Linked DNA regions of Homo sapiens: region 2 is linked to region 1. A link is an interaction called in ENCODE POLR2A ChIA-PET data of the cell type or tissue named here. Cell type or tissue: HCT116. All regions are shown on one strand. Each heading gives the region's core, and the rest is flanking DNA. Links, peaks and the distances in the headings are about the cores only. Region 1 overlaps LRMDA (leucine rich melanocyte differentiation associated). Region 2 overlaps LRMDA (leucine rich melanocyte differentiation associated).

Region 1 (11,923 bases), core at 7,206-9,705:
AATGTCCAACACTAAGGAAAGACTTGAGAAACCTTTAACAATTGTGATACAGGCTGGGCATGGTGGCTCATGCCTGTAATCCCAGCACTTTGGCTGAGGTTAGAGGATCACTTCAGCCCAGCAGTTCAAGACCAGCCTGGGAAACATAGGGAGATCCCACCTCTACAAAATTTAACAACAACAACAACAAAATTAGCCAGGCATGGTGGTGGTGCACACCTATAGTCCCAGCTACTCAAGGGGCTGAGGTGGGAGGATCGTTTGAGCCTGGGAGGTTGAGGTTGAGTTGCAGTGAGTCATGATCGTTCCACTGCATTCCAGCCTGGGTGACAGAGTGAGACCCTGTCTTAAAAAAACATTGTAACGCAGTAAAGTATTTATTGAGATGGGGAAATGCTTCCAACACAATGTAAACAATGGCATCATTTTTTAAAGTATTTGGCATTGTAAAAGACTAGGAAGACAATACAATGATAACAATGGTGATTTCTGGTTGGTAAGATTATCAGTGACTTCAGAGGAAGATGGTTTCCTCCATACTTTCTCTGGGTTTTCCAATATTTCTATATTAATTACTGTTACTCTTATAAAAATTATCTTAAAAAATAAAGATCTTAAATACAATTTCACACTAGACATTGGACTCACATTCACTAATGCATTCAATTTCAAGGGACAAAATGTCATGCCCCCTGCCTGTTACCTGATCAGCTCCCTAAACCCTCTATCCTCATTCCAAGGTGGATGGCAAGACCCTGACCCTGAGAATTGAGTCCAGAGAACTCAATCCAGTTCACAGTCACTATGGCTGACTTGGTTCCTGGCTGATCACAGCAGGAAGAATCAGATCCAGGCTGAAAAAGCAGAAAAGAGGAACGTGTGAGCCTTTTAAGGGAGCCAGAAATTTCATTTGGGCCTGTTTTCTTGCTTCCATTTCCAATTTCTAACGTGACAGGGTACACACTGGCTCCAGTAACTTTAATTCTCCCCCAGAAAAGAGTCACAAAAACAATACAGCCTGAAATCCATGACCTTCTACATGGAGAGGTCACCAGTTTACTGTTGGACAATCCAACTAACACAGAAGTGGATTTGCCATAGTTAATGCAGGAAAGAAGACTCTGACGTATAATGAGAAGAAAAAAAATACATACAGTAACTTCAAACAAAAGTCCAGAACTTATAAGTTCATAACTACCCTCCTTTCCAGCATAAACAGGTGGCCATAGTAGAATCAGCAGAACTATCTCTTTTATGAATGAAATTAACAATGATTGTGGATGGATAAGAATGAATGACAAGACAACAAAGAAGGATGTTCCTTATATGAGTGGTTGAAACCTGGTGCCTTTCTTTTAACTAACATCTTGGCAAGCAGTAAATACAAATCCAGCCACATAAAAAAATTCACCCAAGCAGATCAATAATAGGGAGATTAAATAAATAATCAAAAATCTCCCAACAAAGAAAAGTCCAGGACCTGATGGCTTCACTAGTGAATTTTATCAAACATTTAAAGAATTAACATCAATCCTTCTCAAACACTTACAAAAAATTGGAGAGTAGGGAACACTTTCAAACGTACTTAACAAGACCAACATTGTCCTGATACCAAAGCCAGACAAGGACACTGCAAGCCAATATCCCTGATGAACATACAAGCAAAAATACTCAACACAATCAGCAAACCAAATTCAACAGCACATTAAAAGAATCATGCACCATCATCAAGTGGGATTTATCCCTGGAATGCAAGGATAGTTTAACATACGCAATCAATAAATGTGATATACCACATTTATTGATATATAATATATACCACATTAACAGAATAAAGGATACCATATTAACAGAAAAAGCATTTGATAAAATTCAACATCCTTTCATAATAAAAACTCTCAACAAATTAAGTATAGAATGAATCTACCTCAACATAATAAAGGCCATATATGACAAGCCCACAGCTAACATCACACTCAACAGAAACAAATTGAAAACTTTTCCTCTAAGATCAGGAATAAGGATGCCCACTCTCACCATTTCCATTCAGTATGGTAATAGAAGTCCTAGCCAGAGCAATTTGGCAAAAAAAGAAATAGGAGGCATTTAAATTGGAAAGGAGGAAGTAAAATTGTCTCTGTTTGCAGATGACATGATCTTATACATAGAAAACCATGAAGACTACACCAAAAAACTGTTAGAATAAACAAATTCAGTAAAGTTGCAGGATACAAAATCAACACACAAAAATCAGCTGCATCCCTATACACCAACAAAGAATTATCCAAAAAACTTAATCCCATTTACAATAACATGAAAAAATAAAATATTTTATAGGAATAAAATTTATTCCTATAAATTTAACCAAAGAGGTAAAAGAGCTGTACAATGAAAACTACAAAACATTGATGAAAGAAACTGAAGGATACACACATAAAGGAAGATATCCCATATGACCTAAAGCAATCAACAGTTTCAATGCACTCCTTATCAAAATTCCAATGGCATTTTTCACAGAAATAGAAAAAAAAATCCTAAATTTCATGTGACACAAAAGACTCCAAATAGAGCAATCTTGAGCAAAAAGAACAAAGCTAGAGGCATCACACTACCTGACTTCAAAACATACTACAAAGCTATAATTATCAAAACAATACATACCGACATAAAAACAGACATATAGACCAACGGAATAAAATAGAGAGCCCAGAAATAAATCTGCATTGACAGTCAATTGACCTTCAACAAAGGTGTCAAGAACACACAAAGGGGAAAGAACAGTCTCTTCAATAAATGGTGTTAGAAAAACTGGATATCCATATGTGGAAGAAAAAACTGATCTCTTATCTCACACCATATACAAAACAATTGATCCCTTTTCTCAGATCATATACAAAAATCAACTCAAAATAGATCAAGAACTTAAACATAATGTAATGTACAGCATGGTGGCTATAGTTAATATTACTGTATTGTATACTTGAAATCTGCTAAGACAATAGATCATTCATGTTCTCTTCATACAAAAAAGGGAACTGTGTGAAGTAAGGGATATGTTAATTAGCTTCAGCTCAGTAATCATCTCACAATGTATGCATGTATCAGAACATCATGTTGTATGCTACAGATACAACTTTTAGCTGTCAATTATGCCTCAATAAAGTTGGAAAAAATTTAAAAATCATATGTTAGTATATGCATGGAATATCTCTGGAAGATGACACAAAAACTGAGTAACAATACTTAGCTGTGCAAAGGGAAACTGGGAGGCTAAAGGACATGGTGTAAATGAGACTTTCTTCTCACTGCATATTTGCTCCTTCTAAAGGTTGTGCCATGTGCCTGTATTAGCTATATAAAAACTGAATAAACAGAACTCCTTGCCTAAAAGTAAACTTTGCCCTAAAACACAAATGGACTGCAGCTGATCTTGCAACCTAGAGGAGTGCAAAGTTTTTATTTATCAAGGTATTGCTCTGTTTAAGGCAATATCCTGATATAACTCTTTGGAGGAAAAAAAAAAAGAAAGAAAGCCTGTAGAGATATTCTAAAAGTAGAGGAAAGGGTTAATTTTTTTATATATAACAAAGGAAGAATTTTGTGCTTCTGAGGATAGCTCTGGAAAGATGGTAAGTGGCATGGAAAAGAGAGAAAGGGCCTGGGAGAAAGAGGCATTAGTCACATGCAGGAGGCCTGACCCTAATTAGAAGCACTGCCAGGGAGAAATTCTCTGTGGCAAGGAGAACCCAAAAAATTTCCAGAAACAGTGCTATCTCAACCTTATCTCCTGCTGTGTGCCACAATTACCACCCAGCCCTCTTCACTACACCTTCAGCTGGCAGTACAAGTCAATACATAATAACATGGTGTTGGGCTTTGGAGAAATGAAGGGTGTGTCCAGAGTGGGGCCAGGCAGGCTGCTCAAGAGGAAGAATAGCAGACAACAGAGCCGAAAGATGGTCAGGGAGCTGCGGTGTGCCGGGTGCAGGGCAGCCTGACTGGGAAACATGCTCCCTGCAATCCCACGGATATAGTGAGGGGCAGAGGGGCCTAGGTAGAAACTTTCTATAGAACATGGGATGTGGATTTACAATATTTCATTTGGATATCATGATCCCTGAAGCCTAGAGAGCTTGGGTCATCCACTCCATCCCCACTCATTTGGAAGGTAAGTTTAGAATCTCCTGTCTCTTCTCTTCTCCCTATTTTCCCCCTCTCCTGTTTATTCTTTTTTCTCTTTCTTTCTTTCTTTTTTGAGACAGTTTCACCCTTGTTGCCCAGGCTGGAGTACAATGGCACGATCTCAGCTCACTGCAACCTCTACCTCCCAGGTTCAAGCAATTCTCCTGCCTCAGCCTCCCAAGTGGCTGGGATTACAGGCACCCACCACCATGCCTAGCTAATTTTTTGCATTTTTAGTAGAGACAGGATTTCACCATGTTGGCCAAGCTGGTCTTGAACTCCTGACCTCAGGTGATTTGCCCGCCTTGGCCTCCCAAACTGCTGGGATTACAGCTATGAGCCACCACGTCCGGCCTCTGCTTATTCTTTTTTTAAGAGGAATTAGCTAAGCATCTAAAACATCTTAGATGTTGATTCAGCTGAAGGCAAAGATAGAGACCAGTGCCCAAATAAGCTCGAATCTTCTTCTAACACCCAAGAGAAATAGTGTTGCCTCCCCTGCTCTTCCCTCCAATTAGGTAAATAAAGAAGGTCAAAGGTGATCCAGTCCCAAGCACACCCAACTCAAGTCAGGAGTGCTTTTCTCCATTCTGGTCTGCAACTGACTCCAGTGTAACCAAGTTCTTAAACACAAACTTTTTCTGAACCTTAGACCTCACCCCTCCACTCCTCATCCCTGCCCAAACTCAGCTACTGTCCAGTGTGGAGTTCACACACTGACCACAACACGGACAAGAACAGGCTCCTGACCAGATGTGAAACCAACTCAAACTCAACACTACAGAAATGTCTCTCCTCTCAACAAAGGAAAATACAAATCTTCAGTGCTCTCCCTCTGAATCCACTTTTCAGCCACCCCCTTACGAAATTTTCCTGCATCTAGTATGTGTCATTTCCTACAATAAATCCATATAGATCCAGCCCCTCAGAGCCAACAGCCCCTTCTTGCCACACATACACACCTCCCAAGGTCCAGTACCTCCTCTCCCAAAGAAAGGCAGGGCCCCTGGACATCACAAAGATGGCTGTGTTTCCTCAAACCCAATAGCCCAGTCCCATGATCCACATGCACTGATGCTCCCTCACGGGGTCCAGCCTCCTCAAATCCACATCCGGCTCCCACTAACTACTCAGGGCAACCACAACCCAAGCTCCAGTGCCCTGAGCCCCTGGGGGCTGGTCACACAGGAGGAACTCCTTCCATGCCCAGGAAAGGAAGCCTTTTGCCTAAGTCTGCTCTGGGAAGCTGGAGCACTCAAGGCCACGCACTCGGTCCTCTCCTTAGGTACTGGAACAAAAAACACATCCTTCATTTCTCTAGAGTCAGCATGTATTTATTTGGCTTCCTCTCATCCCTGTGTACTACTTTACAACTTGTCAGTTTCCACCTCTCCCCAGATGCACACAAACCCTTTGGGAGTAAGGAAGAATACACAGACAGCGGCCACTCTCCATCCACTACAACCCTCAGGGTGCCCCTTTCCTGGAAACAACACAGCTCTGTGTGGCCATGTGCTCCCGAGCAGCATCCAAGGAGTTCCGCTGGCTGACCTCAAACAAATCCTCTTCCACCTCTCGTGCCTTATTACCCTGAGTTGTGTTCATTTTCCAGAGTTGTGTTCCATTTTCCAATTACAAATTCCTAATTCCCAAGTATCCTGACTCAGCTGTGGGAAATGAAGACTCCAAGGCCTAGAAGCAGGAAAGTGCTTGGGCCCTGGAATGGAATTCAGGTTCTTATCTCTCCTTTGACCCCAGGACAGTCTGTCCCACTCAGAGGGCAGCACAGCTCTCAAGGAGGGCATGGAGGAAAAAGCCCTGGGTGGCACCAGCTTGTTAGGAGGAAAAGCAATCGTCCTGCCTGACCCCTGCTCTTATCCCACTGACACCTGCTTTCCAAGTACCTCTTACTTCTTTCCTCCAAGCCCCCAAACCAGGCGCAAGGCATAACCTTTTAGGGAGAAAGGAAATAACTGCCTGTATTCTCCACTGGAATAATATACAAGATCACACTTACCTTTGCCAAGACTGGAACAGTTGTCAGAGAGTTTTCCTCCCACCCACTCCACACCAGCAGTATTTAAATTGCTTTGAAACACCATCCGGGAGAAATTATCATCACAAATATTTAAAGCTCCCATTCATAAAAAGACAAAAGAAAGAGAACACACACATACACACACCCTACCTGTGACTCGACGAATGTTTTGGGACATGTGTTTATCCTAAGAAAGCACACCTAGACACCCCAAAACACTCTTGCAGGCTTCATCTCATTCCTTCCCCAAGAGTATTCTGACCTGTCTGCACAGGTATCCGTGAGAAATGAAAAGAACACAGTGAAAATATGACGGCTCTCTCATAGGAACTCGTGTGAAATGGATGAGGCTCAATATGCTGCCTGCCTCTTCAGCAGCACAAAAAAAGGCAGCCAAGGAATCACCGGACACAGTGAAACCTTTGGGGTGTGATTCCACGCATCTCAGAGCCTTCTGCTGAATAAAAGGACAACCCATGTGGAGTTGGAACATTTGACTTTTATCTGCTTGGCCCTAAAGTACCCAGGAGGACTGGGCCTCCCAGGCCTGGCCTACATCTTGTGAAGGTTACATACCTCAGAAGGTTAAAGCTCAGATCAAGCCTCTTTGCGAAATGTCCACAGTCCCTGCCAAGGTGCTCTGGAATTTCTCTGCAGTCCTGGCCTATGTAGGACACCTGGAAATTAAATGGAACAGAAACAATGTGGCAAATGGAAATCACCCAGCTGCTCCCAACCCTGAAATTACTGATCCAATGATTGCTTCTGCAACTTGAAACACATGTTTCTCACACACAAAAAGGCCACACTTGTGACTGTTTCCCTGATCAAATCAGCTTTGGGGGCTCCAAGGACTCCACCAACAGCTCCCCTTTCCTGGTGCAGTTAACATGATGAAGACTAATCCCAGGACAATGGAAATTGGACTAAAATTGGCCAGATTCAGGTGTCCAAAAGAAACCTGAATATCAGGGCACATTGATATAACCGCAACAATCGCCCTCTCACTCAGGGGCTTTTGCAACAGTTGCTCCTCTGCCCCTTCTTCTCCCTCTCCTCCACTGCCCTCCAGTACCCTGGTATGCACATTACCTCATAAAAGACACAGCAGATGCACTTACCAGCATCCAACCTTCAGGGTGCTGGAACAAATAGGGTTGGAAAAGAAAACCTCCCCAGACCACAAATCCCATCCAGTTGCCACTGTGTACAAAATGCCCTCCACACCCAAACAAAGCTGATTTGAAGGCAACAGGGCAACAATGTGTGTCCGGGGCTCCTGAATGTCCCTCCTCCAGAGGCCCTTTGGCAGTCAATCCCACTCTGTGCACAAAGCTGTTTCTTTGGGCATTCTTCTATTTATTACAGATTATTTATTATTAAGTACCTGTATGTGCCCAAATATTAAAAAGCTGAACTGAACTGAATCTGAACTGATTCCAGAACCTGTGAGAAGGTCAGTGGACTTTCTCACTACCCTAATCACCCAGTTTTTGGAACCCATTTTTACAGACAGCACTCTGTGGGCAGATTGGCAACTAATCCTCAAACCATAAAATAAACCCATGAGGCCGAGTTGACCAGTGGGCCACAATGCATGCTGTTTCCCTAAAATACAACATGCTCAACCCCCAGCTTGAAATTCAAGCCCAAGACACGGCTATAACCTTCTTCTGGTTTCCCTACAAATCACATTCTTCCACACATATAGACAAAGATCTCTTAGAATGAGAGAGAGAGAGACTCCCCAGGAGGGTGTTTCCTCATGGGAAACAAGACTATGGTGGCCATCTTACATCCTCAGATATTAGGTTCAACTATGTGAACTACCAATATCCAACCATTTTAGAACCACAAAATAGCTCTTTTACATGGTGCAACCTAATACAAGCTGCACTGAACCCTGACACCCTCAACATCTCCAGTCATCTCTCAACCTTCTCCTATCCAATGAGGACAAACTGCTGACAATGCAATATCCTATATCCACTCTCCTTCAGTAACTTCATTCTAGGAGGAGAGAAAATAAGGAGAAAGGATAGAAAAATAGCTGACTCCAATAAAGTAATTTTGACTCAAGAAGATATAGGCTAAAAAATAAAGGACTCTAAGTTCAATCTAGCAATCTCTCCTCTTTCTACCTGGGGTCCATCTTTCTTCACAGTTCCTTGTGTAATAAATTAAGTTCTGCTTCCAAGCTGAGACAGAAATCATATGCCAAAGAGAGACTGTGGCTATAAGGCCCTATTCTATCTGGGGACTTCGATTTCCCTCAGGATCTCTGCTCAGTCAGCAGCTTCTTGGCCAGGCGCGGTGGCTCATGCCTGTAGTCCCAGCACTTTGGGAAGCCGAGGTGGGAGGATCATGAGGTCAGGGGATCGACACCATCCTGACTAACATGGTGAAACCCCATCTCTACTAAAAATACAAAAAATATTAGCCGGGCATGGTGGGGAGTGCCTGTAGTCCCAGCTACTCAGGAGGCTAGGGTAGGAGAATGGTGTGAACCCTGGAGGCGGAGCTTGCAGTGAGCCGAGATTGCACCACTGCACTCCAGCCTGGGCGACAGAGCCAGACTTGTCTCAAAAAAAAAAAAAAATTCAGCAGCTTCTTCTGTATTGTACGTTCACAATGAACCCCAGGTCCATGGCGCTCACCAGAAAATCCATCCCATTCACCCCAGCCTGCACTACTGTCTTGCACATATTATCAGTCAAGACCTCTGTGATATATATAGCAGAGACGTTGAGTTTTAGATGCAGAAACTGGGCTCTTTCCTCTTAGAATGGCCAAGGACTAAATCTAATAGACACCCAGTTTGTCAAAACTTCTGATGTTTTATACAAGGAAACTAAGACTCCAGAGCCCTGCCCAGCACAATACAGCTTCTTAGTGATAGAGCCCAGATCAAGTCCTATGCCATAAATAAGGACTTCCAACTTGGGGGCCATGGAGTGCTTACAAATCCATGTGTGGGTGTGAGATTTCTCTCTCTCTTTTTTTTTTTTTTTTTTAAAGAGATGGGGTTTCACTGTGTTGCTCAGGCTGATCTCAAACTCTGAACTCAAACAATCCCCTCGCCTCAGCCTCCTAAAATAGCTGGAATTGCAGATACAAGCCACCATACCAGGCAGACATGAGTTTTCTTGATCAGCAAATGCCAGTGGTGCATCTATCATCATGTTTTGGCTTCAAAATGAGTCTTCTGAGCTGAAAGGGCAAGAACTTCTCCCACGGTGCTACACTGAGGACCCAAGAAGAGTGTTAGAGCCTGGGAAAAGAGAGGGATATTTGCTTCCCTTTTTCTTCTGTAGGAATTCCATTCAAAGGAAACAGGAGCACCAAGGAGAGCTATCATAAAGCATTTGGATCACTCACAACATCTGATGAGACTGTCAGCAGCCTGTTTCAGTACATGGTCTTAACTATACAACATCCCAGGAAGACTAAGAAAAATACAAGTTGTTCTCACTGTTCTCAAATGTGAAGACCAAGTCTCAAAAGTTTAGCATGAGAACCAACTCGATAAGTAATCTGCATGCTTAGATAACTCCTGTGGTAAAGTAGAAGCTTTTAGAGATGTGAGTTAAGCCGACCAGGCTGAAGGGCTCAAATCAGCTGGAAAAGGCTTAAAAGCAGCAAGCAGCCACTGCCAGACATTGCAAGCAATGCTTGAAACTAGAAAAAAGACTTAAGAAGTGCTTCTGAGGGAAGACATTACCTCTCAGGATGTCAGGAAGCTTCTTAGAGCACAGGACCACCTAATGTAAGATTCAAGGCCAGAAGAGCCAAACCAAAAATAGTTTGCTTCTTCAGCAAAAGGGAGACGGGATACAGAGATTAATAGATCTTAAATGGCACAGAAGCAAGAGCATATCCAGAACACCATTGCATTTAGTCAATTACCTTGACTTAGACTGCATTGAGGAACAAAGATTCAAACTTATAATTTCTCTATTTTCTATAATTTGTACCCTAAGACCTCCACCCTGTGTGGAATAACAGGAAGGGACACCATTACCAGGCAAATGAAAATATAACAAGTTAAAGACCCCTACGGAGAAGAAACTAGAAAGGGAAAGGAGAGTGTCTGGAAGGGGTCCCCACCTATGTACACACCCAATCCCTCCAAGCCGAAGCTGCAGAAAATAACCAAACTGCAGAAGACTGCAGGTTTCACTTTGCGTTGGGACTCTCTGGCTCCCAGGGCATTTCTGGAGATGATGAGTTTGTCAACAGTCAGATGTTGAGGAGATTATTTTTTGATGCCTACCCCTAGCCAGGGGTGGGAGATCCTCGATTTTAAATTTGTAATACTGAGCTGGGCACAGTGGTGCACACCTGTATTCCCAGCTACTCAGGAGGCTGAGGCAGGAAGACTGCCTGAGCTCAGGAGTTCAAGGCTGCAGTGAGCTATGATTGCGCTACTGCATGTCAGCCTGGGCAACAGAGCAAGACCTTATCATTCATTCATAAATAAATAAGTGTATGTGTGGTACTGGAAGCTGTCGGAGTAGAAACAACCATAGGTACAAATCTGATTCCCGGTACTGCCACTGCTAGCTGTGTTGTCGCGGATGAGTCACCATCTTCGAGTCTGTTTCCTCTTCTGCAACTGGGCTAACACTAACTCCTCCAAAGGTGTTAAGAATAATGTAAAAACCAACATTTATTAAATGCCTATCATGTGCTTGTTATCTATTCAATCCTCATGAAACAGCCCCATGCATATTATCGTCCCTATTGTACTTACAGGAATGCGATGAGCTAACATATTAAAAGTGCACAACACTGTCCTTGGCACCCAGTGGCCACTCTGTTAAACAGCTGTTGAATCAGACCACTCTCCCCACAGAAGGGATTCATTATTCCAATATCTCTTGGGCGCAAGATTTCAGTGCCCAAATTCCAAGTTTGTATTTGTGTCTACGATCGTATTACGTTGTCATAAGCTAGAGGAAAGAGAAATGACTTAATGCTGAACATAAATGATGCATTCAAGCCAAGAGAAGCCAAATGAAGTCAGACCCATGGCAAATGAAAAGCCTTTTGCAGAGAAAAGCAATAGGAAGACTGCAACATCCCCAGGCATGTGGCATCATAGGCCTGTGGAGCTCCTAAAAACCAGCTCCACAGCAGTCAACCCATAGTGGCATTAAAAGCAGTGACCTAACTTCAAGCCACGCAGCATTCATCTCATTAAATTGTTTAATTGCATAGGGTTTTTTTTTCTTTGCACTTAAACCATCCCTTTATTTGGGATTTATAGGTCTCTGGATATGGGAAAGTTGTCTCTGGCTTCATGTTTTTATATTTGAGTAACATTGTAATAAAAACTATATTCACACTATGGGCTCATGGGAAGTTTTGCGGGTTTTATTTTCCTCCCTTTAAGAAGGATCTACTAAAGTCTGACAAGTACTGTTCCATGCTACCCACATCCAAGGTGCTACCTCTTAAAGCGGCCGCCATTAGAAATCGCTGGGAGCAGAATGTAGAAAAAACAAACAAACAAACAAACAAACAAAAAAACCACCTCCGGGGCCAGACACTCAAATCCACTAACCTGGGCAGTTTAGGAAATGGGGCACTAAGACTCCAGGGGCATTTTCCCAGCCTACCTTCTTAGCTCCTCCCCAGGCAACTCGGTCTAATAAAACAGTCCCCAAGGGCCTAAAATGCCTCACCCACACTTCCATGAAT
Region 2 (15,902 bases), core at 7,871-10,370, 62 kb before region 1:
TCAATAGGGCTCAATTGAGAGCTGTGTACCTGCCTTTTACTAGGCCAGGGCTTTATAGATGCCTCAGGAAGAAAAGGGAAATAGGAAATTCACCGCTAATTAAAGGGAACCTTCTGTGCCTAAGGACAAATGGTGGCATTTCTAAAATATATATAAAAGAAACACATTTCCAAATCTCTGCCAAGGGTTTGGCTTTTTCACAGTCCCTAGAACTATTCTGTGTTTGTTTGGAAGTTACAGAGCTATTCTGTTTGTGATTAATAGTTTGCTTTCCAGTACAAATAAGTCATTAAGAAGGGTAGGGTGGGGCACAGAGAGAAGTGACAGAATAGGAACTGGCTCCGAAACAATGCGAGTAAAAAATTCAGACCACATTTTTCAATCTTTCACTCCATTGCTTATTTACCCAAGTGAGGTTCCCTGCCTGTCTCTCTGGGTGACTTCAACATGACCCTTTAAGTGAAAAAACTCATTGGGACACCATATCAGAGGCCCTTTCTCTACTTCCTTTCACCTAGCTGGGCTTTTTGGTACCTTGAAAACTCAGCTAATTCATGATTAAGAAAAGAATCTGGAAAATGATGGCACAAAAGCAGCCAGGAGGCATGAAGAAGCTGCTTCAGGAGAGCTCCTGCCCTTGCTGGGGTACCCCTGTGACACTCCAGGGTCGCCCCCAATAGGCTGTAGTGCCATTTTGTGATGCTTCCAGCCAGCCATCTTTCTCCAAGCAGTGCCATCCTGTTTTGTTGGTTGTACGCTGGAGTGGAGGAACTGACAATACACCATTTACCGAGGGAGAGTCACTCCCTGTACAACAGATGTCACCAGGAAAAAAAAAAAAAAGATGCCAGAACACAAGGCTTGTACACTGCTGAGCAAACACTGAATTTTGCACCTGAATGAGCATCTGGGTTTGAGAGACCAGGCAAGACCCACCCACATCCCCAAACACGCACTCACCCAACCACAGCACAACTCTCCCCAAGGGCCCCAAGAGAGCTAAATGGGGGAAAGGCAGCCAGCATCCAAGCTCCTCACACCAGGAACTTCCTCTGCCATTGCTTCTGGCTCAGGTTTCCAAAGCACTTTCACTAAGGGTGAAGAGAGAACCTCCCACAACAACCCCCTCGTGCCAGGAAACCTGAAAGAATCTCTGCTTTCACACTCCAAGACACCAGGCACCAAGATTTCCATGGGGAAAGACATAGCAGTCAGTGAAATCAATCATCATGGTCACTGGGCACCGGCCAAGGGACCAACATGGCGCTGAACTCTACAGGGGATACATGGGACTTTTAAAGCATGGTCCATGTCTCTCCACCAAGCCTACAACCAACCCAATTGGGGACCATGATTGGTTTATCACCAAGTAGATGGAGAGTTTCATGGTTTGCTCTCGCCACTGGCCCATGAGCTCCTACAGGGCAGGGACCACATCTCACTGATCTGCTATAAGACACCAAAAAAAAACAACAGAAATGAATGAAAAAAATAAATGAATGATTGATTTTTTAAGAAATCAAAAAATAATAAGCACAGGGTAAAAAGGCAGAACTGTTAGTTGGTTTGGAAATCCCAGCTTTGCTGCCAGTTCAGGCCATTCTCCACTCAGTGACTTAGAGAAATCAGACAGGGGAGTGGCAGGAAGTGGAACAAATGTGTTCTCTTTTCTCTAAGTCCTCTCAGAATGCCCTCCTATTCCCCATCACACCTGCGTAATGCCATGTCCATCTTATCCTGAGAGTCTATGTTTGGGGTCACTCAGCCTGGTTGTAATCAGAAAGGTAAAGCAGGACAGGATTAGTGGGAGTACTACTAAGAAATGAAAAACCAGAGGTTTATTTTAGCTTGTTCTACTTATGGTTCATTGACTTCTGCCCTGAAAACAGCTCCAAACGACTCCCAGGGGTCAGCCAAACACTAAGTTCACCGCAGGTTTTCTCACTATGAAACTAATAAGCCTTAAAGGCTCTGTGTTTGTATTTTAGGTGCTACTACAAGAGGGATGGAGGAGGAGAGTTAATATGGCCCATAGTAGACTCTTAATAAACATGTGTTGAATGAAACTGAGACACACAATAGTAACTTGGAAAGTTAAATAATTCAGCATGAGACACACCATCAGCATGAGAACTGCTGTCATTACACCATGTGGTGACAGGGGCAATAAGTGTTAAAAATTCACCTAAAGGAGCAGCTGGAGTAGGGGTGGAGGGATCAGGGACAGCTTTAAGCAAAGGGTAGGAATCAGCTGGTCAGGGAAACATGAAAGAAGGGCATTCCAGGCAGGAAGAATATGGGGGGTCCATGAGTGCAGCAAGTACATGAAGTGGTAGAATAAAGGGTTCATGGAGGGAAGTCAAGGGAGCTGAGATGGGATGCAGGAGAGACTGTAAGGATCTAAACAGCACAAAATGAACATCTAACCCTTGCTCCTGCTCTTCTCCTGCCAACTGGTCCTGTTCCACGTTTTCTGTTTAGTGACTGTGCCACTGTGGTAGAGATTGCTGGCTGTCCCCTGATTATCTACAACTATGTGTGGCCATGAGACTCAGTTCTGACCCTTGGGATGTAAGCAACTTCTGGGTGGTGACCTTGAAGGGAAAAATCTAGAATGTGAACATACTAGTGAGCCAGCTATAACCATGCTAAGGACAATGGTCTAGAGATGGCAGAGCAATAAAACAGAAGGATTCTAGAAGTACAATGCCATGAGACCACCAGATCAGCCCTGGAGTGCTTACACTTGGACTGAGATGAGAGCAATCCATTTCTCTCTTGTTAGCTACTCTTGAGTCCTGTTTTAACAGCCAAACCTGTGTCATAACTAAAACAACCCTTATTCATCCCATTTCCAAGCCAGGCACTCAGGTGTGATCCTGGACTCCTTCCTCTCTTTCCCATAACCTATCTCTCACCTAGTTCTTCTGATGTTAATCTGTATCAATCACTCAAACTTGCCCTCTGTACTCCATCTCACTGCAACAGCCAAGGATGACATGATCTACCTACACCTACTCTGACCTCCCCCAATCCATTTATCCACTCTGTAGCCAGAGTGATTTTTTTCTAGACACAAATCTGATAAAAGTCCCCTGATTTAAATTGCCAATGTTTCCCACTGTTCTTAGGGTAACAGTAAAAATCTTTATACACACCTTACAAGGCTCAGCGTGGTAATCCCTACCTACCCCTCTTATGCCACACTCCATACCAACCTTCTACTAGTTCCTAATGCTTTCTCCTCCCACAAGGCCTTTGCACATGCTGTTACCACTGCCTAGAATGCTTTTTCCTCCCCTCCTTGTTGAGATAAGTCCTACCTATCCTTCAGATCTTAACCTAATACCCTGCTTAGAGAAGATGACTCCCCCCTATTACTACAGACGTTATTACATGCATTTATCCTATGAGGCTGTCTTACAATATCTCCATTTGTTACTGGCCAAACCTTTGATATGACTTATTTTTCCATTAATCTAATAAAATATGAAGTGGATTTTACATTTAGTTGATTCATGCCACTTCCTCCCTGCCCCATCCCCCCAAACCCCACTCACAACTGAAAGCTCAGCAAGGGTAGGGACATTCTTGTGTTGAGCTCCCTCCTGAATCCCTAGCACCCAGCATAATGCATGGCACATAGAGGCACTCAACAAATATGGGGTGCCGTGGCTCACGCCTATAACCCCAGCACTTCAGGAGGCCAAGGCAGGTGGATTGCTTACGCCCAGGAGTTGGAGACCAGCCTAGGCAACATGGTGAAACTCCATCTCTACAAAAATAATACAAACATTACCCAGGCACTACTCAGGAGGTTGAGGTGGGAGGATCACCTGAGCCCAGGAAGGTCAAGGCTGCAGTGAGCCGTGATTGTACCACTGCACTCCAGAGCCTGAGTGGTAGAGTGAGACCCTGTCTCAAAAAAAAAAAAAAAATGGGATTAATAAATAAATGACCTAACACACAAATGAATGAATGGATGGCCCTGATATCTTCAATTCCTTATGCTTCATTAATACCCCTTATTATCTGGTATGTGGCTAATCAAATACCCTTACACTTCCAGATTGTTGACCTTTCCAAATGAAGCCAAGACTCTCACAACTGAATATGGAATAAATATCCCATCTGTTCTCCCTCTCTCAGGTTCTTCCCCCATAAAGACAACCTACTGTGCGAGTGTAGTTTCTTATATACTTTATTCCCAATATAACTACTGTAATATCAAAAAAAATCCCAGAGGAACTGAGTATCACTAGTACTTAATGACCCATTAGACAGCCACCTTGATGCAAACCAGAAGGTGGTTAATGCTCTAACAAACTGATTCTAAACCAAGGTAACAGAGGGTGACAAAGGGATTGCAACTTCTATAAACCAATAGTCATGGTTTATAACACTAATATTTTATTAGCCTAATGGAAAATAGGGCATACCAGATTCATGACCAATTATAAAGCAAGAAAACTAAATCATGGGGGCTGTGGCCAAGTTCCCCCTAAATGTCTGAGTCCACAGGCCTAATGTCATTTGAATCCCCATATTTTTCCTTTAAACATCCACCACCACCCCTGCCCTGCACACACATACAGCAGCAACAGTCTCCAGCATGAGAAGCCACAACACCCAAACTGCATAATGCAGTGTTCTAGAAGAAGCCAATGAAATTTCCCTAAAAGTCAGCTGGCTTCACATTCATGTGCAAACTTATTTTTTAAAGAAGGCAAGCACAACTGCAGTACCTGTAATAATAAAAAAAAAAAAAACAGGCTATCAACTAACAGTGGGCAGCCTCATGTCCAAAATGGACATTCCCTAGAGAATGCAGTCCCTGCCTGGCTTTTGCACTTTTACATGGTGAGCATTAAAAAGGCTTCATGCACCTGTTGCCATCTCACCCTACCACAGGTGCTTCAGTGTTTTGAGTCTCAGGTTCAGTGTGAGAAGGGAAGCAAATGATACAAATAGGTGTTGCTGTGGGTCACAGGGTGGTGTGGGCTGTGCAGGGGGTTTTCAGGCCACACAGGAAAGAGAAGAAAAGGTTGCCTCTACCTGGGGACTGCAGGACTGGACAGGGAAGAACAGCACCAGTCAGGGCAAGAAGGAGGAGAAGTGTGCCTGCAAAACTTCCATGACATGGAGGTTTACCTATATAACAAACCTGCACGTGTACCCCAAACCTAAAATAAAAGTTAAAAATAAACAAATATAAAATAAAGAGAAAGAAGTGTGTACCCACTAGTGCCTCAGGAGGCCTCTGAACCCTTTGGAAGAAACAGCAAGAGTAAACTTAAGCCCATACTTGCACCTGCCTGAGTTCAAGGGCCAACCAGGCCCTGAGGCCAGGATCAGCTAGAGGTGAACCTGACACGAGTCATTCCCGAAGACATTTATTGTACCAGATTCTTCCCAAAGAAACACTGGTGATTTAGCTAGGGCTGTTCCTCTTCTCTGTATAAGAGTAAACAGAGGCCCTTAGGATTGGCCCCATTAATTCAACTCAGAGATCAATAAAAAAAAAAAATCTAAAAGGCAAAAAGGTATATAACTTGTTCTCTGGACTGGTTGGGTCAACAATAATCCTCTCCCAAACTGTGCCCAACAACAGGGAAATGGTGAAATAGATCATGAACAACAGTCAGTGTTGCAGAAGCCACAGGGCTCACCCCTGTGCTGCTGCTGTCCTCCTCAGCTTCCTGGGCACGCAGTTGGACTTAATTTCCCAGCCTCCTTTCAGGAACAGGCTTACCAATGAAATGTGAAAGAAAATGAGGTGTGTGACTTTTGGGCTAAGACAGTTAAGAGTGGCATGCCTTCTCCATGATCTCTTTCCCCACTCACCAGAACTGAGACAGCTCCAAAGAAAGAGGGGAGAGCAGAGCCACAAGAGGAACACAGCCTGGGCCCCTGAATGATGGCAGGACACACAGTTCCCCTCCTGACCTCCCTGCACTTCACACACACTCTACTTTCATTTAAGACAGCACAAACAGGCTGGGTACAGTGGCTCATGTCTGTAACCCCAGCACTTTGGGAGACTGAGGTGGGAGGATCACTTGAGGCCAGGAGTTCAAGACCAGCTTGGGCAACATAGTGAGACTCTATCTCTAAAAGAAAAAATAAAGAAAGCAATAAATAGACTTGGATCACGTTAAGTCACTAAGACCTGGGAGCAGTTTTAAATAGCAATATCTTCCCTGACTAAAAGAATAATTCAAATGTCATTAGCATCTGGTCTGAGACCTATTTCGGTTATGTATATTTGTAGTGCAGATATACCCTCTTGATTATTCTGGACTCTGGTTATAGTTAATATTTGGTTTATATTCTCTCCATTGGGTTATTGAATCAAAATTAGGATAAAAATTTCACCATAGAAAGCCCTCAATATGGAAAAGCCACCAGCAAACATTCACAAGATGACCTCATTCCACGTCTATAAACAGGCCCACACCACCTGCCTTTCTTGCTCCTTCTGGCCTCTCTTTCAATAGACAGGATGCACAAGGAATCCAATACTTTTACAGACATCTTAGGTCAGTTAACAGTAAGAAGAAAAAGAATCATTTAAACACACACCAGGAAAGTGTGGGAGCAACTGGGAACACATTTTATAAGAGTATAAATATGAATTCCTTTTAATGGAACAAGTTGTCATCTACTCCCTTGTCTGAAACTACCAATTAAAAATACCAAAGAAAGAATTGTACATATTCAGGACTATTATCATTGATTAAAACAGAGTAAACTGACTCCTACTGGGGTAATAGGTGGGAAAAAAAAAGGCATTTTAAAACAAAACAGTATCCCAACACCCTGATTCTCTGAAGTATCCCAGAAGGCACACTTTGTGGTAGCTAAAGCCTAGACTTGCATTCCTTCAGAGATGTCATAAATGACTGACACCTGCAATGGGAAAGTCTGTGTCTTGAAGCAGAGACAACATGCAAAGAAGAGACTTGAGAATCTGTCCAGGAGACTGACAACAGGTTGCAGAATTCCATTCTGGAGTTGGGGAAGCCTGCTATCCAAATAAACAGATTTGGATAGGCTTTAGGTCTGTGTCCCCACCAAATCTCATCTCGAACTGTAATCGAGCGAGGGACCTGGTGGGAGGTGATTGGATCATAGGGGTGGCTTTCCCCCATGCTGTTCTCATGATAGTGAGTGAGTTCTCACAAGATCTGACAGTTTTATATAGGGCTCTTCCCCCTTCGTACACTCTCTCCCTCCTGCCACCATGTAAAACGTGCCTGCTTCCCCTTCTGCCATGATTGTAAGTTTCCTGAGGCCTCCCTAGCCATGCAGAACTATAAGTCAATCAAACCCCTTTCCTTTATAAATTACCCAGTCTCAGGTAGCATCTTTTTTTGTAGCAGTGTGAAAACGGACTAATATACTCAGATTACTAAGTATTTACTGCATATCTACTATATCACTTGAATACCTGTTGTAGAAACTGAATTTGACTATTTCAGAGCTGAAAGAATTCTTAAGAGATCATCTGTCACTTCTCAGCTATGAGACCCTTGCTTGACTCCTCAGCCTCAGTTTCTTCTGTAGAGCAGAGATAATAATATTCTTCACCCTATGATAAAATTCTGAGAATATTATTATCTGACAGATGCAAAGCACTTAGCGAAGGTAGGCCCACAATTTATCTTAGTGGTCATCAGAAAAAGAGTTACCATTAGAAGGGCTCAGTTGTGTGTGTGTGCATGTGTATTAGCAGTGTTTCAGAAAGGTCTGGGTGTCACTGGAAGACTCCTGTAAGGAGCAACAGGGGTTCAATCAGGATGGTCTCCAGCCCCCTACCTCAGTCAGAAGCAGCTCAGTGTGGGGCTATTTGACATATTAGGGTTCCACATAACACATCACTCAACTAAAGGGCTCTATTGCTTAGCAGGAAAAAAAAGTGTAGAAAACACTGATTTAAACCCCTCCTCCCTTTTCTCAACCGATGAGGAAATGAGGTGTTGGAAAACAGAAGTTAATCTAGGTTTCCTGGCTCTCAGCTCAACTATCTTTTCATTGAATCAGGCCGGAGCTCAGAAGGGGAAGGAACCAAGTTTCTTCTTCCAGCCAAACCTGGGGATCTGGTCTCCAGACCTTGGCTCTAGACACCTTGGTACCTTAGGGGAGAAAGCAGTGTTACCCATCACTGCCTCCTACTGAGATGAAAACAACCCCTCCTATGACCACCCCAATGCTATTGTGAGCACCTCCCCACACACTGTGTCAGAGGAGGCTGTCTACACACCGAAGGCACTGCTCAGGCCAACTCCCAGCCCAAGTTTTGGTACTGGGAGAATCATAGCCCCGATTGTGGCTTTAATTATAACCACAGTAGCCAGCAGTTATTGAGCATTTGCTTTTTGCCAGGCACTATGCTAAGCACTGCACACCCCTTACTTCATGTAAACTTCAGGACAGTTCTGTGAAGTAAAGTGCTATTATCATCTCCATTTTTCAGAAAAGACAGTCAAGGCCCAGAGAGTAAGCACCTGGGCCTGCTCATCCCGCTGGGGAGTACGAAGCCAGACCCTCACTCCAGGCAGCTTGGCTTCACTTCCCATCCTCTCTTCACTAGTCCACATATTGTTCCCCAATCACAGACCCACAAACCTGGAAAAGATACACAGGCAGGGAGAGATGAATTCCACGGACTAGGCAAGGATAGCTGTATTTTAGGAAGCAGGGACAGGAAAATAACTGGAAAGCTAGAAGACTTTTGAGTTAGAAACTGCACATCTCAAGCAAGCTGGGATGCAACACAGAAGCGTCAGCACCTCTTTCATCAATCTGGAAAAACGACCAGGAGGAGGAGGAATTTCAGAGGGTGTCTAGATTCCAGGCTCCAGGCTGTCTCCATCACCTCATTCTCCACCACCGCCCTTCCCTCCTGCCTCCAGGTTCCCAGCCTGTGCATCCAGATCAGCACCTTCTCACCTGGTCCTGCACACAGTAGGCACTCAAACACATACCCTCTTTCCACCTGCTTTTTCTCCACCCACAGCGTCTCCTCCAGTTCATCCTCCCAAAACCAACTCACTCCCCCTTTAGGCTTCTGAGACGGAGAGGATTCGTGGAAGGCCAAACCCCTGCTAATACTTTGCCAACTCACCCCATCCTCCCCTCCCCTTTATATTCCCCCATTATTCCTGGATCAGTTTCCTCACCCTGTGCTAATTCCTCTCCCTCTCCAGTGTTTATACCCTTCAGATATTTGCAGGCTATTATGGTGTACCCACTTAGTCAAGCAGCACACATTAAATTCCTTTCATCTTTCCTCATAAATCAATCCCTTAATCCTTCCAAGCCCTTTAATCATACTAGCCGCTCCTCTCTGAACTCCATCCAGTTTCCCCAAGTCTCTGATAATGTTGTGACACAGGGCTGGATGCAAGGTTCCAGCTGCTGACTCACCAAACTCCTTAAATGTCAAGGGACTTGATGCACACACACGCACGCATGCACACGCAAACACTCGTGCACACACACACGTCGCTCCATCTGGGAGGTGGAGCTCCCAGCTCCCAGAATACAGCTATCCTTGCCTAGTCCGTGGAGCACCCTTCCTGCAGCCACAATATCACAAGTGACTGTGGGTATCTATATGGACACGGACACTCTCAAGCATTTTCCTGCCATACAGAACTTAAAAGGGGGAAAAAAAAGCTGCAGAAAGTTTTATAGCCCCATAAGATTTTGACTAGCTATTCCCACACATTCCCTAAGTACAGAGATAATGCCTCTGAGATCAAAGGGGACTTAGGGACCAAGGAAAATGTCATATTGGAGCACCACAGGCAAATTAAAACCACAACGAGACGTCATCATACACCCAACAGAATGCCTACAATGAAAAAGACTGACAACACCAAATGTTGGTGAGGACACGGAGCAACCAGAACTTCAATACTTTGTTGGTGGAAGTGAAAAGGAAACAGCCGCTTTGGGGAAAACTGGAAAATTCTTATTAAAACTAAACGTGCATCTCCCCTAGGACCCAGTAGTTCCACTCTCATGTATTTGCTCAAGAGAAGTGAAAATATATATATACAAACAAAGGCTTGTATATGTGTTCACAGCAGCTTAATACCTAAAATCTGGAAACAGCTTAAGTGACATTCAACAGGATTCAACAACAAGAAGAACCAAACTACTGGTACATACAACAGGAATAAATTTCAAATGCACTGTGCTGATGAAAGAAGCCTCACGTACACAAAAATATATACTATATGATCTTAATTGTGTGAAGTCGTAAAACAGGCAAAATTAAGCCATGGTGGAAAAGAAAAAAAAAAAGAGCAATTGCCTATGGAGGGGAGGGAGCAGGAATTAGCTAGGAAGGGACATAAGACAACTTTCTAGGTTGAAATCAGGATCTACACTTTGATAGGGTTTGGATTACACAGGTGCGTGTATTTATCAAAACTCACAGAATGGTACATTTAGGGTTCATGCATTTCTCAAAAAAAAAAAATATCGAACTCTAGAAAATGATAGGCATGCTGAGTGTTCAGGGTGAGGGATACTGATGTCTGTAACTTACTATGAAATGCGTGAAAAAAGCAAGATGGATTGATGGATGGCTAGAGGTGAAATAAAGCAAGCAGAACAAATGTCAATGGAAGAATCTCAATAGTGGGCATATCCATGTGTCCACTATACAATCCTTCAAACTTTTCTGTATGATAGAAATTTTTCATTAAAAATATTAGAGTTAAAAAAAAACTGGATCTTTCTATTCTTGACATCTTGGAAACCATGGAGCTGTGAATGCCACCCTGACATGTAGCATGATTTTATCATCTCATCACTATCTCAACCACCTGCTTTGTTCTGGGTGTGGCCAACTCTCCCAGTCACCCTTCCCCACCCATGCATATGTCTTTCATTCCCTTTTCTTCATTCTCTGTCAATCTCTAAATCCCTTTAAAGAAAAGAAAAAAAAAAAGCTAGGCCAGGAGTTCTTAATCTAGGATTCCTGAGGGGAGAGGGCAGGGGGTGGGGTCCACAGGTCATATATACACATATGTGTATATACCCCTCATGTATACACATATGTGTATAGACCCCTCATGTATATACATATGTGCATACACCTTATGTATAAACATACGTGCATTTTTCTGAGAAGTGGGTCCATAGCTCTGTTAAGATTCTCAGAGATCTATGGCCCAGAAAGGCTCAAAGTACAGCTTGAAGTCCTCTTCAACTGCACTTCCGAAAGTATGCTAGGTCAGTTCATGCTTCCAATTTAGAAACCACCTGTGTTTCTAGTTGTAAAAGCGCCTTCTCATGGTATACCCATCTCACATAAAGGGAAAAGGGGGCTGCTTGAAAAATAATCCTGTGTTCCTGAAAAACATCTCTAGCCATGCACAAAAAGATGAGGGTTATTAAATGTAAAATAAAACAAAATTAAGATATAGACTATTGCTCAAGTTTTCAAGTTTTTGAACATAAAACAAACGAAACATTTACTAAGCACTTAGCATAGTGATTGCTTACAAGAGAAATTAACTTTTGTTGAGGACCTACTATGTGCTAAGCACTTTACATGTGTTCTCATTTAATTTCATTCTCCATTGAATTATATCTCACTAGCTCTGTTTTATAGATTTTTTAAAAAACCACTGAGCCTCAAATAAATTATCCCCCAAAAGTCATCTAGCAAGAGGATTTGAACCCAGGTCTCTAGACCTCCAAAGTCCAATCTCTTCAAAGCCTCTTTAAGCAAAAATTTCATGTACCACAATCATAGTTCCTAGATCTCTGTTTAAAACTCCTGGATTTCAAATATTGTCTCACTAACTGTAAAAGTGCTCAAAATGACCCAGAGGTACAAACATTCCAGAATGCAAACATTATCTGCTCAGACTACCCTTTGTCTTCAGAGGTAGCACAACTCATCAGATTACACGTCCCAATTCCTGATTTGGAAAACTCCACTGCTGCCAAAGGACAGAGAGCAGATGGGCTGACTTGTAAGAAGGGACACAGCAATGTCATCTGCAACATCATCCTGCCTCAAAGCACCTTTTTGCTCAGTGGAAGGGCCTGTCTTTCCTAGAGCTTGGGGACCACCACAAGCAGCACCACCTGGGTTTGCAACAGCTGGAACTATAAAAATCCAGCCACCCCGAGGCATTGCCTTCATCTTCTATCTGAGAATTCTTTAAAGTTAGTCTGTTCACAGGAGGGTGGATGCATGACACTGGCCTTGACTTTTGGATTCCAGGGACTTCTATGAGGTAAAGTGTATTCATCCCCATAAGTGGCAGGACTCTGGATCTCAAAGGGGTTGCCCTTTGGCCCAGCTGCCCGCAGGCAAGAAGGGGAGGGAAGTTTCTAGAGATAAGTGACAGTCATGATCCAATGAAGGGCAAAAAGCTCAGAGGCTTCCAAGAACCATTCCCAGCTGTTTGGTCACTTTTTCCTCTGTACGGCAGGCCTTGATGTTTTAGCTGCATGAAAATGTTATGCAGAGGAGAAATGAAGACTTGGCACTCAAAAAATGGTCCCCTCCATGCCCACCATCTTAATATCGATAAAAGCAGGTTAAAACAAACATCAAGGGAAACCTTGAAAGGGGAAGAAAAAAAAAACCATAAAAGGCCTGTCTGAGAAATATATAGAACTAGGGAGGGGCATTTCAACTACAGCTTGGAAAACAGAAGGGAGGGAGGGAGAGAGGGAGAAGGAGACAGAAAGAGAGAGACAGGATACAATAGATGAATGAATTGATAGGCAGAATCTACAGGTGGCCTACCCCAATATCCATTCTCCCCTTCTCCCTCAGGAAAAGAACCTCAAATTTTAGCAGGGCACATTGCCACCCAGGTAAAAGACTGCAATTCTCTGCCTCCTTTGCAGCTAGGTGTGGCCTTACATCTGGACGGCTACATAAGATTTCTAAAAAGACTCCTTAAAAGGCAAGAGCAAATGTCCTTCTTTCTGCCTTTCTTCCTGCTGCCAGCCTGGAATGTGGACATGATGGCTGGACTTCTAGTTGCCATCCTGGACCATGATTAGTTCAAGATCCCATACCCTAGAGACAGCAGAGTAGAAAGCTGGAAGGAGCCTATCAGCCCTAGGCTGTCAGCCTCTAGGCCTCTTTTACATGAGAAAGAAACAAACAGGCCAGGCACGGTGGCTCACGCCTGTAATCCTAGCACTCTGGGAGGCCAAGGTGGGTGGATCACTTGAGGCCAGAAGTTCAAGACCAGCCTGGCCAACATGGCGAAACCCCATCTCTACTAAAAATACAAAAATTAGCCCGGTGTGGTGACACACACCTGTAATCCCATCTACTCCAGAGGCTGAGGCATGAGAATCTCTTGAACCCAGGAGGCGGAGTTTGCAGTGAGTGAGATCACACCACTGTACTCCAGCCTGGGCAACAAAAAAAAAAAAAAAAAAAAAAGGAACAAACATAAACCTTGTTTTAGCGGCTGGTAACTGGAGTTATCTATCCTATGCAATTGAACCTAATTCTAACTGATACAGAGAAGTGGATGGGTGAATACATAAATAACATCTCTTTAGGAAGTTGTTTCAACAACCGCTAGTGGAAACCACCACACCCTAATCACAGCTCTGGTCTCTAACTAGCCCCAACTACCCAGATTAGAAAGGATTGATTACCAAAGGTAACAGCCACCATATCTCTAAAGACAAGAAGTAAAAGACCACTATTTTCAGGCTACTAAATCAAAGCCATCATTTCAAGCAAATTCACCTGTTCAGAGCATTAGGCGGAAAGAAACATGGATTCATCATTAATTAGGCCTCAGCAGCCCCACTTCATAGCATATGAACTTTACAATGCCTATTTTCACTTAAGGAAAATTTAGAGAGAGAATTGATGCTTTAAACAAGTAAATTTGGCTGGGCGTGGTGGCTGACGCCTGTAATCCCAACACTTCAGGAGGCCAAGGTGGGAGGATCACTTGAGCCCAGGAGTTTGAGACCAGCCTGGGCAATACAGTGAGACCCTGTCTCTAAAAAATAATAATAATTTACACACACACACACACACACACGTAAATTTCAGACAAGTCAGTCACGGAGAGTCAAGACCAGGAGCTACCTAATTAGATGATGGGGAATAAGAAATAGGAAACTGTGACTAGTCTTTCCAGGCACTCTTCTCCCCGGAGTTATGACTGAGTGGGATAAAGAAAGCTTCCTTGAAATAATTTCCAAGACCAAGCCTGCACCCATGGGGATGTCTCACCACACATGTAATTCCAAGGCCACAGTCAGCAGTTACCCAACAGCAGGGAAGATGAGGCCAGTGTTCCAGGAGGTGCCAAATTTTAAGGATGTGACTTAACCATCTCAACCAAGAGAATGACGGGGTATCTTCCATTACACCTCCAACAGTCACAGCTTCTCCCTAGCACTCTTCAGAAGGGTAGCTTCAGAGCGTGGTGGCCCATCCTGTGTGTCAGTCCAGGGATTGAGAGAACATACCTTCAACCCACAAGGACTGTGGGGGCTCCCTCGGCTTCCCATATGCCATTTTCCCACTCTGATTTCATGGACTTCACACACACACACACACACACACACACACACACACACACACCCAATCTCAACCCTCTATGGCTCTCTCTTCACGGAGATCCCAAAGAGCCAAAACTTGTAAGAATTCCGCTCACTTCCCAACCTAGGAAAACTTGTTCTCCAAGGATATCCAGGAAGGGAAAGCCATATTTTAGGATCTCGAGGTTGGATTTTGGTGATAAAGTTTTAAATTGCTGTCCATTATTAATCTTAAACTCACAGCAGTCAGCCCCGAGATATGCAAATATAACAATTCATAAAAACAGCCCCTTTGTTAGTTGTGCTTGAAGAGCTTTTAAAATATAATTGCAATGCAGTGCAAAGTAAAATAAAAATTCAGATTTTCTTTTACCGAGGCCATGAACAATACTGTCCCTTTTACAGCAGCGGAAAGCCTCAAGACATCCGTTATATTCCTTCAATGAGCTTTGTTCAATAAATGCTAAGCCTTGAAGCTTTTAAATGTATTAAAGTGATTATGATATCATCACTCCAAAGGCACTTCAATAGAACATTAAGACAGAAACAATTTTCCTCCACACAAATGGTATAACAGTAACAAAAAGTTGATTAAATGCACATTGTATCAAAAATATTTTTGGTATTTATAGACATATGTAGATAACATTAACTGTAACCCACACCATGGGCAGGGAACAGAAGAGAAAATAATAAAAGCATTAGGGGGAGAGCAAATTTTAACAATAAATCTTCAAAACTTAAACTGTGGTTTGACTGTGACTTTGCTTGTGGATTTATAGTCAAAGTCACACTACATAAAAGAGAATAAGGCTCAAAATTAATAAATTCTAGAGGAGAACAAGTCTTTCTTTCCTCTTCTCATAAGCAAAAATATATTCCCCACTCACATATGCCATACTTCCTTAAATGCCTCAATGTGACGACTAGCAGGAAATGTGAATCAATTTATTTAAAACTTCATTTAACATACTGCAGGCAGGCAATGACTCCACAAGGGGCAGATACCTAAAGCGTCAAACCAGGAGGTATAGAGAGGTTAGGAAGGAGGCCAAGAGGTGGGGTCAGAGCAAAACCGCAAGATGTAAGATTCTTTCTGTTGCAGGCTCATTACAGAATGCTCTTAGCACAGATAAGGGGATTATGAATTCACATGTGAATTCATCCCCTATTAAACTTTCAGCAAAAGGGTCAGTTGGCTGGAATGGCAAAGCCAAGGCACCATGGTCACATGCCAAGGCAGAAATTACTCGTAGGCTCTCCTGACGGATGTAAGAAAAAGGGGACATTTCAGCCCTTTCTCTGAGTGTATCTACATTAACATCTACATCTGCTCAGTT

What was found. Peaks named below come from ENCODE experiments on the same cell type or tissue, not always from the same donor. Only the 100,000 strongest peaks of a DNase experiment are listed, where the experiment ranks them.
Region 2: POLR2A ChIA-PET joins it to region 1 with 5 read pairs; 6 of 35 experiments call an interaction of 5 or more read pairs at or near these places.

What each region holds. Positions count from the first base shown.
Region 1 is chr10:75,433,368-75,445,290 of GRCh38, reverse strand. LRMDA (leucine rich melanocyte differentiation associated) reads right to left here. Exons shown (of 7, transcript NM_001305581.2): 2 at 6,797-6,897. Among named protein-coding and RNA genes, the nearest start is that of LRMDA, 7.7 kb to the right of the region's middle. In HCT116, for the core only: no CTCF peak of the experiment used is centred there; no DNase peak of the experiment used is centred there.
Region 2 is chr10:75,492,052-75,507,953 of GRCh38, reverse strand. All of the region lies in intron 2 of LRMDA (leucine rich melanocyte differentiation associated), which reads right to left. Among named protein-coding and RNA genes, the nearest start is that of MIR606, 52 kb to the left of the region's middle. In HCT116, for the core only: no CTCF peak of the experiment used is centred there; DNase peaks (open chromatin) are centred at 9,383 and 9,805; H3K4me3 peaks cover 993 bases.